Regions from separate parts of the Homo sapiens genome. Here regions 1 and 2 are each linked to region 3. The links are chromatin loops, found by intact Hi-C in ENCODE. Cell type or tissue: PC-3. All regions are shown on one strand. Region 1 overlaps CMSS1 (cms1 ribosomal small subunit homolog). Region 2 holds the start of TMEM45A (transmembrane protein 45A). Region 3 has its middle 19 kb from the start of ADGRG7.

Region 1 (2,500 bases), 760 kb after region 3:
ACAACACGTTGTCAATACAGATCAAAAAGTTCAAAGCACTTACAAAATTAATTTCCTTTAGAGAAAAGGAAACATCCTGACTCCAGCTGTCTGAGATCTGATAGTTTCTCCATAAATGCTGATTTTGTTCTGGTATATTTGTGCTCCATGATAAAGTGGAAGAACAAAAGAGTCATGTAGAAATTGGGCTATAGAACTGAGACTTTGAATACAACTGAAAACACTTCACCTTTCCATACTTCTTTTGCTCATTATGACTCAATGCCTTCTAATAACTCACTGTAACCAGGGAGTCTTCTAGATTGCTAGGTTTCTTTTGAGAATCTATGGATAAAACAAACCAACACTTTTAGAATTTAATATATTCCACAAATTTACTCCTCTTCTTTCTACTGCTCCCTAGGTGGAACCACTTCTTCTGCCTCATTGAACTCAACATCCTTCAGACTTTTAAGGCATTCCAAATCCCAGTCTTCATGTTGAACTGGGTTAAGCATTTATTAAAAAATCGTTTTCTTCTATGAATGAGCTTTCCAACTTGCTTAATCTCCTCCAAGACATCTGCTCTTTGATGAAACCCAGGAGCCTCCAACTCTGAGTAGAACATTCACTGTGTGGTCTTAAAAGAGCCATATGCATGTATTTCTCTTGCAATATGCATTCCAAATTTGGACAAAACTTTCTTGGAGCTATTTGACATAACGCTCTATAAAAATGATCCAAGAGATGACACATTTTAATGCTCCATACCTCATTTACTGAAACATGTCCAAGGATAAGTCATACAAGAAAAAAAAAAAAAACAACTTTTTTTTTTTTTTTTTTGAGACAGAGTCTTGCTCTGTGGCCCAGGCTGGAGTGCAATGCTATGATCTCGGCTCACTGCAACCTCCGCCTCGTGGGTTCAAGCGATTCTCCTGCCTTAGCCTCCAAGTAGCTGGGATTACAGGAGTGCGCCACGACGCCCGGCTGTTTTGTATTTTCAGTAGAGACAGGGTTTCACCGTGTTGGCCAGGCTGGTCTCGAACTCCTGACCTCAAGTGATCCGCCCGCCTCAGCCTCGCAAAGTGCTGGGATTACAGGTATGAGCCACTGCGCTAGGCCTTTTTTTTTTTTTTTTTAAAGATTTGGGAATGGCTGGGCGCAGTGGCTCACACCTGTAATCCCAGCACTTTGGGAGGCCAAGGCGGGCGGATCATGAGGTCAGGAGATCGAGATCATCCTGGCTAACACAGTGAAACCCCGTCTCTACTAAAAATACAAAAAATTAGCCGGGCGTGGTGGCGGTCGCCTGTGGTCCCAGCTACTGGGGAGGCTGAGGCAGGAGAATGGCGGGAGCCCGGGAGGCGGAGCTTGCAGTGAGCCGATATCGCGCCACTGCACTCCAGTCTGGGTGATACAGCGAGACTCCGTCTCAAAAAAAAAAAAAAAAAGATTTAGGAATGACAATTGGGGTTGTTCTGATAAAATAACAAGCCTTTGCTGCCATCTAGAGGTAAAAACTACGTAATGAAAATGGAGTTACCTAGAAAACAAAAGCTTGCACATCAATGGTGTAGAAACAAGTAGGAGCCCAGTAACCTTCAGGCAGCTGGGCCTGAAAGTATCAGTGACCACCATTCCAAGCCACATTTTCTTCACCAACACGTATCAGTGTTGCTCAAAAGAAACGAGCTCCACCAATACTGTGTGTCATACCAATCTGTCTCGGCCTTTCACAGTATTGAACTATGCATACCCAGGTAGGCTAGAGTTCCAGGTGAAGAAAAAATAAAGCTTACATCTAAAGGAAGTTCAATTATGGCAGCACTTTTCCAAGTGTGGTAGGCCAACCACCTGAGTTGAAGAAATCACTCTGAGAGTTTATTAAAAATGTGAATTGCTGGACATATCCACAAACCAATGAATTACAATGCATAGGAGTAAGATTCAGAAATCTACAATTTAAAGACGATCCCAACATAGATTTTTGAACACTAAATTGGAGACCCAATCTAAATCTTGATAAAGTTACAGGACATCACAGAAATCCATCTTGGGAAGGCTATTATTAATGCTATAGTCACAATATTAGCAGACTTGATTAGTCTGTCACTGACTTCAACTGCAGCTTCTACTGCTCATGGCTTGGATAATATGGTTGTTCACAGAAATGTCCTGATCTCCAAGTTGTTTCCTTCCTTTTTCGTCTTTTAAAACAATTTAGTGTTCCTTTTTCTCATAGCATACTTACTATAAAATATGTGGAGAACACAGAAAATGTAAGAAAAATCAAAAGTACCTGTAAGTCCACTAATCAGGGTTAACAACCAATAGCATGGGTGCATTTTCTTTTAGTATTTTTCTCTTCACATGTAAATAATTAAAGCATGTACACAGTTTTAAATTCTACTTTTAACATATCTAAGTAAACGTTTTCCTGAAGCTTTGGCCTCATTAACAAAGCATGTTGTCATAATTATACTATAATTCATTTAACACATCCTATTCATTTAACTGT
Region 2 (2,500 bases), 98 kb after region 3:
TTATAAGTTTATGAACACACAAGTGGTCTGTCACATGTTTGTTTGTTTTTAACAATTATAAAGGAATTCAGGTCTCCCACTATGGATAGGAGAATACCGAAAAGATATATATTTGGCTTGCAACTACCTCCAGATTTAAGTGAAAAATCCAGCAACTACCTGCATAACCCAGGTTTTACGTAATTTATATTAGACATCCTATTAACAGAAGCAAACGTGTTAATTCTGAAAAGATCAGATAATTTTCTCAATCTCCCATCAAAACAGTCCCAGAGTTGGGGATAAAAAACGATTTTGGCTTTACAAATACCCACAGTATTTTCACAGAAAGAAAATAGAGAAATAAATTTATCAATAGATTCAATTTTGGAGTTAGAGGTTTACAACAGAATATCAGTCACATTGCTGCTCCCAGGATATTTAAAACTAGCTCACCAAAAAAAAAAAAAAAAAAAAAAGAATAGCAAACCAAAAAAATTAAATTAAAATGTTAGTGAAACGGAAGAGAAGGGAGCGAAGGGTCCAGTTTGTCGCAGCAAGTGTTACTTTTCTCCCCTTGATGAAGAGAAAGCTGGTGAGAACAGTAAAAAGACACAGGATAGAGATCACGGCAAGAGAAATATGATATCCAGCACGTATCCAAAACTTACCCAACTTGGTCTGTTTACTCAACACTTTATTTTTCCCACTTTGCCAGCTTAAAATCAGACAGCGGCTGGGCTTTTGTTGTTGCTGTTTCTGTTCTTTTGATCCCAGAGCCCCATGAAAATTAAACCGTGTGTTGGATGGGATCTGGCCACGTCTCGCATTGGGTGGGGGGAGGAATTTTTAAACTTGGGTCCCTAGTCGCTTCTTTGGGAAAACGAATAAATAATAAGTGGCGAGAAGGAGAGGACGTGGGGGACGTGCTCGGCTGACGTCGGCCCGCGAGGAGGCCGCACAGCTGTCCAGATGTGCTTCATCTGTTCCCCCCGCGGGGCACGGGCCTCGGCGGCCGCGGCTGGCACAAGCCCCAGCTCATTGGTGGCCGCAGCTCTTCACTTGCTGCCGATTGGCCGGGCGGCCCGCCACTCCGGAGGGCCTCGGGCCCGCCCCTCTCTCAGGCCCGCTGGCTGCATCCTAAGGGAATGTGGAAGTGCAGCGCCGTCGCTGATGTGGCACTCGGCGGCTGCGCGGCCGGGACGGCTCGGGGCAGAGAGGGAGGTTGCCTACTCCCAGGTCTTGCCCCTGCCCCGGCCCTGTTATGCCCCTCCTTTTAGACAGACCGCTTTGTTTAAACAGGATGATTTGTAGCCGTTTGGAGGCTGAAAATAAGGCGGATGATTTGTAGCCGTTTGGGGGCTGAAAATAAGACGCGCCTGGTGCTTGGAGTGGAAGAGGCTGGGGCTCCGGGCTGCCCACGCCCCCAAAGGGCGTTCAGGCCACGCCTTGGGATTCCTCTCTCTTCACTTTCTCCAGGGAGCAAATAATAGGGCCCAAGAGCCTGCTCCCTGGGGACGGTATTCTTTCTTTCGGTGGAGGGAAAACCTTAATGAACCCTTCGTTGAAGTCCTTATTAACCAGAATTGAAGTTGTTCCTGCGGAGATGACCAGGACTGGGTATGAGAGTGGTTTGGCAGACCTGCTTGGTTTTTTGTATTGAGTGATGGTCGTTGTAGGGAACCGAGAAATACTGCTTTGTTGTGTGAGAATTGAGAAAGGACTGCGCCAAACGTTGCTTTGAACTTGGGAAAGCAGTTGGAGGGTTAACCAGTTTTTTGATTAGTGAGTTAGAAGGAGAGGAGGAAAGAAGAGATCTGCAAATCAATTGCCATTATAATTTGTGCATATTGACAGAACCGTTCCCTCATTGAAATATTAAGTGGGCAAGAGCCACACTCACTGGGCTGCACGCCAGGGAAGGCACCAGACCCCGCATTAAACAGTTTTTACCTGCATTATCACATTTAATTCTTACAACTACCTTATAAAATAGATATTAAAATAATCTCCAAGACCCAGCACCTATCCCAGCCTACCACAGATGTCTCCAAACATATGTTTGCAGCACTCCATCATAGATACATAAACTCATCTGCAATTTGCCATCCCTGCAGGGGTCAGAATTTATTATGAGTGTCCAAAGCTTTCACTACAATGATAATGTCTTGTTTGTTGGTGTATTTGTCATCTATTGCTGCGCAACAGATTCCCACAAACTTAGTGCTTTGTACAACACATGTATATCACTGCACAGTTTCTGAAGGTTGGAAGTCCAGGCATGGCCAAACTAGATCCTCTGCTTATGCTCTCACAAGGGTGCAATCAAGGTGTCAGCCGGGCTGCATTGTCATCTGCAGGCTCTACTGGAGAAGAATCATTTCCAAGCTTTCTCAGGTCATTGACAGAATTCATTTCTTTGCAGCTCTAGGACTGACTCCCCAGTTTCTTTCTAGATGTGAGCTAGAGGCTGCCCTTAGCTCCGAAAGACTGCTCTTAGGCTCCCAATGGCCATCCACGG
Region 3 (2,500 bases):
TATTGGTTCTGTTTCTCTGGAGAACTAATACAGGGGCCATTCTGCAATAAGAACCATGCATTTTACAGGATATGAAGGCCCATAATCCCCAGAAAGCTTAATAATAATGTATGATATTCAAGGATACTCAACGAGTTTGTGATCTAGTTAGCAAGCGTATAAAACATTAGAAGACACCAAAGACAACAATGCAGAAGTCACTAGTTAATAAATGATTTACAAGTATAAACATTGCCTCCCAGAGGAATGTTGGAATGACAAAAATACTGGTTAAGGACACTTGCCAACCTGGTGAGCCCATAAAATAGTATAAATGTATAACTAAGCCAAGTTGTCAGTAAGTTTCTCAACAAAGATAATGCATTTTATGGCTGGTAATAAAACTTGGGGTAGATAATATCTTCATCCCTGGCATTTGCCGTATTGCCCTCAGTGTACCATTTTCCATGCTTTATTCTGAAATCTAAAAACATTAAGCTTAAAACTAATGTAAAGTAATGGGGTTGTTTGAGTTTGCTAAGGTTGCTATAAGAAAGTATCACAAACGGAGCAGCTTAAACAACAGAAATTTGTCTCACAGTTCTGGAGGCTAGAAATTCCAGATCAAGGTATTGTCAGGGCCATGCTCCCTTTCAAGGTGTTAGAGAGAATCTGTTCCATGCCTCCCTCTTAGTTAGCTTCTGATAGTATGCTGCCAAACTTCGGCATTCCTTGACTTGTAGACATATCACTCCAATCTCTTCCTTTATGTCCATATGGTGTTTTCCACGTGTGTGTGTGTGTGTGTCCAAATTTTTATTTTTTATAAAGACATAAGGCATATTAAATTGGAAACTACCCTACTTCAGTATGGCCTCATCTTAACTAATTTGATCTGGAATTATCATATTTCCATATAAGATCACCTTCTAAGGTACTGGGGGTTAGGACTTCAAAATATGAAATTTGTGGGGGACAGACACAATTTTACCCATAACAATGGATTAAAGTACTAATAAATTAAAACCTAAGATTTTTTAAAATAACTCAAACTCTACCTCTAACTATTTTTGTGGTCTGACTTCTTGGGGTGAAGGACGCTTCTTTTAGGATGTGAACTTGGTGTTTGCTTATGAGTTGTGTTTCTACACTCTGCCACTAGAGGGCAGCATCATCGCTCTTGTCTTTTTCACTGTTCAGCCTATTCCGCAATATCGTCAGTCCTCAGTCATCCTCCGTACTATACACACAATAGAGACGGAATATATTTTAGACACATATCTTGAGAAGTGAGAAGTGGGGAAGGTATCTTATTCTGGGGAGTCTCGTGTGCCCTGGCCATCACTGTCCTGGTGGTGATCCTCCCTTTCCTGAATCTCTGACTAGAATCAAATACCAGAGATATTTGAACAGAAGCTGGCATTTCTTCCTCTGAATGGGACACAGGAAGAGAGGTGGGGGTATGAAGACAGATGGTCCTCAGAATAAGGCAGGTCCATCTGAGAAGGAACTGAGCCATTCACTATGCAATAGTCTAACCGCTGAAGTGGAAAGAGCCCGCACTTACGGTGCCTGGAGACTTACCTCTGATGATGGGCTTGGCCACTAACTGCTTGCTCTTGGACAAGTCACTAACTCTCCAGTCTCAGGGTCTTCACCTACAGACAACATCTTAGGACATATTGATAATATCTTCCTTATACTTTCTCTCTTCTTTCTGCACCTAGAGCTCCCTATTCAATACTACATGTTAAGAAAGATTCCTTAGGTGCTATAATAGAGACCAAAGAAATATGTTTCTCTTTAGGGAATTATAATGCAGTGAGAAGAATTTATGGATAGGGATAATTAGAGGACTAAACAGCATATGATCCAGTAATTCCCCAGGCTCTCTGCTCTAGGAATTTATAGACAGAAGAGAGCAGTATGAAGTAGTAGGAGGGAAAGGTTTGGAATTTGGCCATAAAGAATCTTCAGAATTAAGCTGATAGGTTGAAGGAAGAGAGGGCGGTTAATTCAACATAGATATGGGAATTAAAATAAAATGTTTTGGGAGAACAGAGAACAAGTCAGCCTGATTGGTAAAAGCCTTATGTTAAGAACATAAGATGAGCACATAACTATACATTGAATCACATGCAATTGACATTATTTGATTTGATTTGATACCCAAATAGTCTAAGCTTTGAGAATAATGTTAATTAATTTAGACTTGGTATCAGAGGCAAAAGGAAGCTGCGTCAGTTTCTGAGCCGATGAAAGAGGGTTGTTCCATCCTAAACTGCTAAGCCCCTTAATTACGTGGGTGAGCTTATTCCTGTATGTTTTAGAGGCTGTATGTATTTGGGCCTCAGGCACAGATCAGCAAATCAGGTGTTATTTGGCCTACACTTTCAGCTTTTTACTTGAAATCTTTAATCCTCCCTTTAGAAGATGTGAAAATAGGCAGAACAGCCCAAGATCATGAGAGGACTCAGATAAGGAGCACTGTTTCACCTCCATTTGAACATTTCCTTAACCA

The links. A loop is a pair of places that touch in the nucleus more often than their neighbours do. Peaks named below come from ENCODE experiments on the same cell type or tissue, not always from the same donor. Only the 100,000 strongest peaks of a DNase experiment are listed, where the experiment ranks them.
Region 1: it touches region 3 in a loop (3-fold over the local background); 56 of 110 quality-filtered maps call a loop at or near these places.
Region 2: it touches region 3 in a loop (4-fold over the local background); 5 of 110 quality-filtered maps call a loop at or near these places.

Annotation. Positions count from the first base shown.
Region 1 is chr3:99,831,165-99,833,664 of GRCh38, reverse strand. The region is part of intron 1 of CMSS1 (cms1 ribosomal small subunit homolog); the gene reads right to left. The region is part of intron 5 of FILIP1L (filamin A interacting protein 1 like); the gene reads left to right. The region is part of intron 1 of LOC105374010 (a long non-coding RNA gene); the gene reads right to left. Among named protein-coding and RNA genes, the nearest start is that of HP09053, 8.6 kb to the right of the region's middle. In PC-3, a CTCF peak has its summit at 1,495 (motif pointing left); a DNase peak (open chromatin) is centred at 1,494; H3K27ac peaks cover 358 bases.
Region 2 is chr3:100,491,079-100,493,578 of GRCh38, reverse strand. It overlaps TMEM45A (transmembrane protein 45A), which reads right to left and starts at 960. Exons shown (of 6, transcript NM_018004.3): 1 at 651-960. RefSeq lists a silencer at 943-1,242. In PC-3, no CTCF peak of the experiment used is centred here; a DNase peak (open chromatin) is centred at 1,098; H3K4me3 peaks cover 1,782 bases; H3K27ac peaks cover 496 bases.
Region 3 is chr3:100,589,384-100,591,883 of GRCh38, reverse strand. No RefSeq gene overlaps it. Among named protein-coding and RNA genes, the nearest start is that of ADGRG7, 19 kb to the left of the region's middle. RefSeq lists a silencer at 1,051-1,210. In PC-3, CTCF peaks have their summits at 206, 932 and 1,135 (motif pointing right); a DNase peak (open chromatin) is centred at 1,163; H3K4me3 peaks cover 273 bases.